Linked DNA regions of Homo sapiens: region 1 is linked to region 2. A link is a loop called in an ENCODE intact Hi-C map of the cell type or tissue named here. Cell type or tissue: PC-3. All regions are shown on one strand. Each heading gives the region's core, and the rest is flanking DNA. Links, peaks and the distances in the headings are about the cores only.

The links. A loop is a pair of places that touch in the nucleus more often than their neighbours do. Peaks named below come from ENCODE experiments on the same cell type or tissue, not always from the same donor. Only the 100,000 strongest peaks of a DNase experiment are listed, where the experiment ranks them.
Region 1: it touches region 2 in a loop (2.3-fold over the local background); 2 of 110 quality-filtered maps call a loop at or near these places.

The regions. Positions count from the first base shown.
Region 1 is chr4:91,042,650-91,048,046 of GRCh38, forward strand. The region is part of intron 9 of CCSER1 (coiled-coil serine rich protein 1); the gene reads left to right. Among named protein-coding and RNA genes, the nearest start is that of CCSER1, 920 kb to the left of the region's middle. In PC-3, for the core only: no CTCF peak of the experiment used is centred there; no DNase peak of the experiment used is centred there.
Region 2 is chr4:90,948,822-90,954,218 of GRCh38, forward strand. All of the region lies in intron 9 of CCSER1 (coiled-coil serine rich protein 1), which reads left to right. Among named protein-coding and RNA genes, the nearest start is that of CCSER1, 820 kb to the left of the region's middle. In PC-3, for the core only: no CTCF peak of the experiment used is centred there; a DNase peak (open chromatin) is centred at 2,410; H3K4me3 peaks cover 1,582 bases; H3K27ac peaks cover 1,603 bases.

The DNA of each region.
Region 1 (5,397 bases), core at 233-5,232, 94 kb after region 2:
CCATTTTCTAACTAGTTGTTCTGCAAGAAACAGGATTCTCAGGAATTTTTTGTTGATAATACAACTTTTTAAAATTTTTATCACCAATAGAAGAATGAATTTCCAGCAGTCAGGAATCTAACACATTACAGGGGGGAAAAAGTACGTGAAAAGTGGTAGGGGGAAATTAACAAATGATCTTGAAAAATCTATGGCGGCTAGCAAAGTATTCTTGAAAACAAAGATCTCTGCATTCCGGTATTTTAGGGATCCTCAAAAACAAAATGAAAACCAAACCATCTGGTTTTGCCCAATCATCAGAAAGCAAAATAATCTTGCCTACATTCAGCCACCCCCATAATATTATACAGAGCTCTCAAGTAGCTTTCTGTGGCATAATCATTAAATGTGTTTTGGAGTATCATCCACTATTTGAGATCAGAAAGCAACATGAAAACAAAAGCCCAAAGAAATAACTTTAAAAACACCAAAACGAACAAAGAGAAAAAAACAAAGAAAATAAAAATAATAACTTAAAAACAACTTTTAGTTAGTATTTATCTAATTACAGTCCTGATGATAAGGCATTCACTAAAAAAAGAAATGTTATTATGAAAATAATCATAGAAAAATAAAAAATATCTTAAAAATCAATAATAAAACTCCCCAAATTATTCTTTAGAAGGTTGAAAGTGAAAAACTCTCCTCCTAGAAAGAACAAAAGAGAAAGAAGCAATTAGAGATAATACAAATTAAGCAGAATATAATCCAGCAGGGTCCATTTCTTATCCCTAGAATTGACAGTGTTCAGATTGATAGGCCCAACCAAATGCACAGTCCACATACAAATATATAATTTTAAATTTGCAGAAAGTAAAACATATAGAGCGTCCATAAGAGGGAAAAATTATTCACCTGAAAAAAACAAGGATAACGCTAACTAGCATCAGCCTTCTTTTTTTTTTTTTTTTTTTTTTTTGAGGCGGAGTCTTGCTGTGTCTCTGGAGGCTGGAGTGCAGTGGTGTGATCTCAGCTCACTGCAACCTCCACTTCCCGGGTTCATGCGATTCTCCTGCCTCAGCCTCCCGAGTAACTGGGATCACAGGCATGTGCCACCATGCCCAGCTAATTTTATTTTTAGTAGAGACGGGGTTTTGCCCTGTTGGCCAGGTTAGTCTCAAACCCCTGACCTCAGGTGATCTGCCCTCCTCAGCTTCCCAAAGTGCTGGGATGACAGTCGTGAGCAACCACGCCTGGCTCAGACTTCTTATGGAAAAGCTGGATTCAAGAAGACAGTGGACAAGATGGTTAAAGTTCTGGGGAAATATTATAACTAATCTAGAATTCTATACCCATGTAAACTATCAATGTGTGAGTCAAATAAAGACTTTATACATACAAAGACCCAGGTGTTTACCTCCAACACATGTTTACTAAAGAAACCACTAGTGAAATGAAGGATAAAACAAGGAAAAAGTGTGTGGGGTCTGGGCAAAAATGAAACTATTTGGTTATGCAATTCTATCTAAGGTAAAATCCCAGCACTTGCCTTAAAAACCATCTAATTCATAATGGAGGCAGAGACTTCTGGAAAGGAGGACTCCGGGAAAGAAACATGAATGATAGAATTGCTACAATTCAAAGATATACAGAGAAAATAGGTGAAAGCATTTGAAATCTACTTTAGAAATATTATTCTTTGAATAGCATAGTAGTCATGACAGTGCCTACAGAGGAGGAAATATAATCCTACAGATTTTTGGCTTTGCAGCGCACAAAATGTTCATAATTACACTTATCCAACTTTTATAATTCATGTATAGACAAATCAATAAAGACTTAACTATGATTTATCTTGACCTACATGATCCTGCAGTTTCTAGCCTTCCCTTCATCCAGCCTCATTTTGTGCAGACTGCTCCACTATCCCAATACATTTTAATTCAGGTTGGTCTGTCAATTTCTCATACACATCCATTTCATCCACATCAGTTTCTCATATCCTCCATCTCAGGGCCTTTTACACAAGTTTTTCTATTTGCCTGGAATTACTTTACCTCATCTCCCAACCTACTCCCAATCCCTGTCAGATTTTTCAGATAAACCTGCCCTACTTTACCTCACCAGGTTAGATCCACCTGTACATCTCATCAAAGCACCTGAGACATAATAAGTAATCAAGAAGTCTTTGTTCATCATATGAATAAGTGCTATTTTTCTTGCATATAATTCTCCCTGTCCGAAATGCTTGATATTTCTTTATTAAAGAGTTCAACATTTAATTTATAAACTTGCCTATGTGTCTTGTCTGTTTTGTAATCTTTAGTATCTTGCTCAGAAAAGAACTTATTGGCTCTACCTCTTGATCTGTAGCATGTATTATATTACTCTTTATTGGACATGCCTAGGTTGTAGGCAGGGGAGACAGAGGGTTGTATCTTATACATATAAACCTAGAACAGTGCCCTATAGCTAGAAAATAACCAGCTCTAGTTTTTGGTAAAATACCTATGTGGGTATTCACACTCATCTTGAAATTATTTTACCACTTGTAAATGCAGCAGTCACTGAGCCAGATCCTTTTTAACTTCTAAGTCTGTCAAGTAAAATTCTTGAATAAATTTTAAAAATTTAGTTGTTAAAATAGATTTATTAATATGTGAAAATGTTCTCTTGATTTAATGTTATATACTTTATGAAATAAATAAAAATTCCTTTGTGTTTTATGTAATCTCAAGTGTCTTAGAAAAGATTTGGCATATTTTTGTAGATTTTATGCATTTTCACAATTAGGTTTCTGTTTTTACAATAGAGATATTGCCTGCATACACAATTCTTCATTATCCCTTAACAATAACTAGTGTTTATTCATATAAAATATCAAATTAAAACTTCATTATTCTGCAGACATGGAGCACCTGGAAAAAAATCTGCATGACATAAAAATAAAAACAGATAAAACATTATTATTATGGAAATATTTGGTGTATCTCTATTCCATAATCCTCCATAGTATCTACAATTATAATGAGATTCTTTGATAGATATAATTCTTTTTAAAACTCCTATAAAGTAGCTTTTAATATATTGGGTCTTTTCAATTTGTTTTCATTATATAGTTAGACAAGATAAAAATAATGCAAAATCTTGGGGTATAATTTTCACATGCATCCGTGTGAAGAGACCACCAAACAGGCTTTGTGTGAGCAATAAAGCTTTTTAATCACCTGGGTGCAGGTGGGCTGAGTCAGAAAAGAGAGTCAGCAAAGGGAGATAGGGGTGGGGCTGTTTTACAGGATTTGGGTAGATAATGGAAAATTACAGTCAAAGGGGGTTCTCTGGCCGGCAGGGGCAGGGGTCACAAGGTGCTCAATGGGGGAGCTTCTGAGCCAGGAGAAGGAATTTCACAAGGTAATGTCATCAGTTAAGGCAGGAACCGGCCATTTTCACTTATTTTGTGATTCTTCACTTGCTTCAGGCCATCTGGATGTATATGTGCAGGCTTGGGCTCAGAGGCCTGACAATAATAAAAACTGACACTTGCAAATGGATGAGAAGTCTAGCTAAAATTTTTTCAATAACTGTTTGATTATGTTTAATTACAATTCAAACCTAATGTTGTCATCCTTTAATATTCAGCTACTATAGTCTATAATTAAGATGGAGGTCTTCTAAGTGTAACAATTAATTTTTCTATGTATGTATAGTTTTTCATTTTTAGAAAATTCTTACACTTTTCTATGGCTTCATAATACTAAGAGCTTTCTTTTATTTTTAGTAATTATCAGAAGTTAAATTGAAAAATTTTAAGTTTTAATCATTCAAATTGAACTACTTTCTGTTTTGGAGTTTCTTGAAACACCATTTACTTTCTTTTTTATTGTTTCTTTACTTAGATGATAAGATTCAAATCTAAGTATTGTGTTCCTGAACTCACACAAGAAAGGTTTCTTTCTCATTCACACTATGGATGAACCAGATCTCTTTCATATTGTAGTTATGACAATGGATATATAGCTTCCAAAGTTGTGTGATACAAGAGGGAGAGGATAATATGTTTTTTGTTGTTGTTGTTGTTGTTGTTGTTTTGTTTTGGGAGCTTTTTTTTTAGATGGAGTCTTGCTCTGTCTCCAGGCTGGAGTGCAGTGGCACGATCTCGGCTCACTACAACCCGCACCTCCCAGGTTCAAGCAATTCCCCTGCCTCAGCCTCCCGAGTAGCTGGGACTACAGATGTAAACAAACATGCCCAGCTAATTTTTTGTATTTTAGTAGAGACAGGCTTTCAGCATGTTGGCCAAGATGGTCTCGATCTCCTGATCATGTGATCTACCCTCCTCAGCCTCCCAAAGTGCTGGGATTACAGGGTGATATGTTTTTAACTGTCAAGGCTAAGAGTTGTTTATATCATTTACATCCTAATTTCCACTGACTAAAACTCAGTTACATTCCCCCCAACCCCCTCGCAACAAAGTGCAAGGAATGCTGGGAAATGGGGAAAAGCAGAGGCTTTAACAATCTTGGGGACCATTAAGAAGTGAGAGTTGCAGTGAGCTGACTTACTTTTCAGTTTTATAATTCTCACAGTTTGATATCCAAAGCATATATATATACACACACACACACATATATATATTTCTCAAAAGCATATGTATAACACATACATATATATTCACCTCAGAATGATTTCCACTTAGCTTCTAGCTCACCATTTTCAATACCTATTTATTTAGATATGTATGTAAAAATAAATAATGTGAAACCCTGAAAAATAATGCTTCCATCTCTCCATCTCTCTACCACAATAAAGAAGCCATATATCTTGACTCAGCTTGATCACCACAACAAAGTTAATGCAAAATTTATGACAAATTACCTATTTTCCCTCCCACTCACTCCTGACTTTCTACCAATTGGATTCCATTTCTGATTACTTGCAATTCTTGGCTCTGGTTTTTGTATGTGATTCTACTGCTGCTCCTTTATAATTAGTATTGTCATTTAGATTTCAGATTACCTCTATGAACTTGAATTTGATTCATTACTGACATTATGGGTGAGATTTCAGTTTTTGATGGAAAGTCACTAGTTCTTATTCTCAGAGGCCATTTTCAGACGTAGCAGGTGTCCAGTGAAAGAGGTATTTAGGCATATTTTGAGGAAGCAACCAAATTCTTTTTAAGCCATATATAAATATTCGCCAGAAAATAAGTTCAAATCCTCAAGAATCTTAAAGTTTCTTAAAGTAATGTATGATTTTTTCTTTTCAATTAATCTAAATCATACTTTTAGCAATAAACATGTATGTGTTAATTTTTATTAATAAATGGTAAGCTCTTATTCTGGTTCTTTGAGTATAAATTTATTGTCGTATAAACTCCTATCTCAAAAAAAGTCCTTACAAGTAAAAATTCTATTA
Region 2 (5,397 bases), core at 277-5,276:
ATTTATTCAAGAAATGTTTACTAAAAACTTACAGTGTGTTGGGTCCTTAGGCTATGAACCATATAATACCACGTACTGACCAACCACAGATGAATAGAGTCTAGCAGGATATGTAGGCATAATCACAATACTTTTTAATGTTATTATAATTAGCGTAACAAGAATATGTCTGACGTGGAATGTGATAATTTTATGAGCATAATGTATTTTACCACAATTAGAGATCACCTTTCAACTTATTAAATTTTAGGATTATCTTATAAATTTGTATAGAGAAAGAGATGCTAACATATTTAGTACCTCATGAGTATCAGACACAGACCTACTTGGTGCTTTTTGATATGTTCTGTTTACTCTTCTGCTTCCTTTTATTAATTTTTGTATGAAAAAGACACATTTGATGTCTGTTTATGTGAGCAATCTGCTGCATAGCAACCCAATTTAATCTTTTCGGTTCCATCAAATATTTAAGAATTTCTTTACCCTTAAGAAGAATAAAACCATAATAGAGTAGATGATATAAAAACACATAACAAAATAAATACCTAACTTGCAAGAATATTATAATATCAGACTGGTAAAACATATTAAACTGCTAAAAAAAATCAGAACATAATACGGTAAATAGGAGTGTGTAGGGTGTGTCACAATGATTTTGTTGTCACTACAGTGAGTCAGGGGGCAACACCATCTAAGAATTCATTTGTTAACTAAATTCCCAACTGGAGTTATAGGTTTTGTTTTCATGTGATATATGAGGAAAACGAATCATTACAATGCAAGTAAAATAAGTGCCATGTCCTTCATGCATTCATTCATTTGACAAACTATGTACTGAGCAACTGTTTTGTGCCAGGTATTTCTGTTGTTGTTGGGCATACACAGTAGGCAAAATAACTATTATTCCTAACCTATGGCATTTACATCTCATTTAATAGCCATAATGATTCTAAGTAGCAGACTCTAGAATTATCCCTACTGTACTGATGAACATATAGAGCATTTATATCTCATTTAATACCCATGATGACTCTAAGTAGCAGACTCTAGAATTATCCCTACTGTACGGATGAACATATAGAGGCCTAAAAAGGATAAAAAACTTGCCTGCTGTCACAATAAGTGCTATGTGTCCCTTACGTTAGTCTGACAATAAAGACTAAGCCCTCTGCTATCATACCACACCCCTCCACCAGGTATGGTGATAGGAGTGATTATCTGTATCTGAAAAGTGCAAAAAGGGAGGAATGCTTTTGTTACATTGCCAGGCAAATGAGGATGGAGATGTGCAAGAAGAACCACAGTTAGCTAACCTGGACTACCTGCTAAATCCCAATTAAAACAACATGTTAATAAAAAGAGAAAGTAAAATTAAAAAGTCAATAGACATCCTTGGTAACATTTTCATGGCTATATGTTATAGATATCTGTAAAAAAATTAATGAGTTTGATTTTTATTTGATCATATAGCTTCTACATTTCTGAGCCATTACACTGAGGTCTTTTAATTTTTTTTCCCTGAGACTAAATAAACGTGATGGAAACTGAGATATATTTTTATTACTGAGTACGTCTGCTGTTGAAGACCTGAATAAACAAAGAACAAAACTGAATTATGGTGCTGCAGCCTAATATCATCACCTACTAATCAAATATAGAAACTCTTAAAACAAAACATACACATACACACACACGTGCACGCGTGCACACACACACATACACACACGTTGAATTCCCACAGCTCTAGCTGTCTGATTCAGAAAGAGAGAAAGGAAGTCATCTCTGTTTTTGGTACAGGCTTTTGTGTAACTATAGAGCCAAGAGGCATACAGTGATAACCTTTTTAACAAGCATATATGGCCATTAAAAACAGCAGGGTTTCAGCCTGGTTATCTTGGGTATAGAGATAACCACTTTTGCTGACTCCAGGGTATTCTTGAAAACAATACGATTGTACTGTGGAGTCTGTATTTGTTTATCCTACATGTAATTGGAGCAGAGCTAACATGCTATTCCCGTGCTCTCTTTTGTCCCATACTTTTAGAGACCTATATGTTACATTTCTAAGTTTCATAAATATCTTTAGCATAGCTAATCACAAACTAGTGTGATATCTTTTATCATTGATTTTCACTGAAAAATTGTTTATTGGGCACTAGGTGCCTGGTATATGCACTTTTATAAGCAAAGTTAAAGGGAGTATTAGCCTAGAAATTTTACTTAGCATTGGTAGAGATTAGGAGAATAAATAAAATTTATCTCACTAACAAATACCTCTGTATGATTTCTCAGGAGCGTTAACGTCATGAATCCTGTGGCTCACCACTTCATGTCTGAAGGTTAGTGAGCCAATGACTCATCCCTCAAGGCTCTGGATTTGTTTACTTATTTAGCAAGGTATAGCAGAAAATGACAGCATGCCCTTAACACAAAGCTTTTCCTCTAGTACTCTTGTCCAGGAAGAGGTAATAAAATTTACTTTAAAAAACTACTCAGTAACTGAATAGTTTATCAAGGCATTCCATTGAGAAGAGAAATCTTTGGGGTATAAAAAGGAAGGAAAATGTTGTGAAGGGCATCACTCCCTTTTTCAATAGAGAATGTGTGAAAAAGTAAGGAAACTTTTTTCGGTTACTTTTCTTCCTTTCATAAATGTCTCATGAGGCGGAAAGAATACTGCAAGGGGAGATATTCTTCTTTATACATTTCCATAAATTCTACTATTTGCAGTATATTCTGTAGAAGGTTCACAAGGTTTTGTCAGAAGTCCAACATGATAAAAAATGTACGAAGTACATTTGTAAATATTAATGAAGAGATGTTATCAAAAACTACATTTTGTTAATGCTTTGCATATACTGCAAAGAGAAATAGAATTTGATGTCCAGCTTCCTAAAGACACATTTTAAAGACTTTCAGTGAGCATAGGTAATTGTGATTTATTCTGAATGCTTCTAAATTCTTTAAGTCTGGCTTTCATAATTGCAAGTAGAAAGTTGTATTTTCTAAGGAGAGGATACTGAGGTGATTAGGTAATTGTCACACATGAACACTCATATTTTAGGTTAACAGATATAGTAGGCTAATTCTCTAGGGATTTTCTGAATGTTAATTTTACACGCACACACATACAGACACACCTTGCTTTTCTCCCTTTTACTATCATGAATAGGGATAAAACACTAACTGTCAATTTGGGGTGGAATATTAAGAAAAACTAAAACTTAAATCACATTATGAGAAAAATTCACCAGTAAAGTCACCTTTAATGGAGGCATACATGCATACATCAACAGAGACAATTAAATACTTTTTCTGTTGATATATTAGGAAAATATTTATTAGAAGGGAGCAAAGCAAATATATAAAAAGAAAATATCAAGTCAAACTATATGAGAGGAAAGGTAAAAAAATAATATTTGGGTAACACATGTTAATTCTTTTTGTTACCATCTTTAGAGCAGCAATACTCAATCAGAGGCATTTTTGCCCCCCAGTGAACACTGAGCAATACCTAGAGATAGTTTTGGATGCTACACTTCAGAGATGCCACTAAAAAGTAATGGGAAGAGGCCAGGTATGCTACTTAATATCCCACAGTGCACAAGGCAGCTCACCTCAGCCAAGAATTATCCTGCCCACCAGGTTAATATTGCCAAGGAGAAACCCTGCTCTAGGTGGTCATTGTTAACAATGTTGAAATCTTGATTGATAACATAAAAATATTTTGTAGCACTTTTCAGGTAAATAAAAATGGGACTTGTTTACTATCTCATAGAATTCCTTTTTTGCCTGAGGAAGCATCATAATGTCATAGTCCTAGACACTTGATTTCCTACAACTGGCCTGGGACTGAGTCTCTATTATTCAAGGTGATAGCCTATCATATTTGCCGAGGTTAGCTCTGTATAGTTCTGTTTTCAGTCCCTCACTTTCCTGTGACAAGTTTTGACCAAGATATCTAGGAAAATAAATTTAAATCATAGACTGTTTTTCCAGGTGCTTCTGCCCACTCCCACTAGGCTCCAGAAGATTCTATTTCCTGTATTCTAGAAACACCCTTGAGACTCACACAGAAATCTAATAATGATCCTGTGTTATAAATTTTTCCAAGTTCTAAATTTAAAGACCATAGAAAAATTATCTAAATAGTTTCTGCTTTAATATTGTCCGTCTTTACCTTTAATATTTTGCTTTAATATTGTCCTTATCTTTACCTTTAGTATTTTGGGGCATATTTATATTATTTTCTGTATAAAGGATTTTCAGATGCAACTTCAGTGAAATATGAGTTTTGACATCCATGTGTTATGTTCATATGCAATTTTGTCATCTAGTTAACTTTTATTGTTATAGTTACTAAACAAAACAAAAAGTGATTGGCATATTAGTGGCAAAGTTCTGATATAAATTAGAAAATTATAACAGAACTGAAGGTGATCATCTTAGAACATCAAGGAAAAAATTTTTTCAACTTTAATTTTAGGAAAGCAATTCTCATTTAAAGTAGTATTTCATTGATTTTTTTTTATTTTAACAAACATAAATTTAGCAAAATAAAAATGTTCTATTTTACAATGAAACTTTTCTTACTAGCAATGTTAATTCAGTAAATATTTATTGAACATTTACTATTGTCAAGGCAATTAGATAAATTATTTATCCTAGAAATATTTTAGATATACAATTATTTTTAAATAATTGAAAGCTAAATAAATATGAAGAGGATCAAACTTTATTTCACCTGCATTCATTACAATATATAAATACACCTATACATTCCTATATCTATGTATGTTAATATAGTTAAATATAAATATTCTTTACTTATTTATCCTTTGGATATATGTGTATATTTACATCCATGTGTATATACTTTTTACAAGTAAATGTGCAGATGTGTATAGAGAATTTTGTATTGACTCACATTTTTTGATAATTGACTGAATAATTTCATCCATAGTATAGGTTTTGGTGAGTGATTTGTATCTGTAAACACTCAAATAACAAGCAACAAACTATTTTTTAAAATCCCTTATCATATTATAAATCCACATAGCTTTTCCAATAGTCTTTTTAGCAATAAGAGAAAAATTACAAAGCTCAATAGAGTTGTCATAACAAAAGAGGTTCATAAATTTTTCTTTAATTACACTCCGTGTTGCCTCTCATAAAAGTAGCATACAGCTTCTACTATCGGATTGAATGCTTACCAATTTGGAAAATGTTTGTTGATTTTTACATAAATACTTTCATTTAAGAAACTAATGATTTTTATAACATTTCTCTTTAAAGAAATAATTTATAGGCTGCATTGGAAAGCAAATACATTCTACAGTATTTTATTTGTTATCAGTTCCTTCATATGTGACTACATGAAACAAAATTTGTATGCTA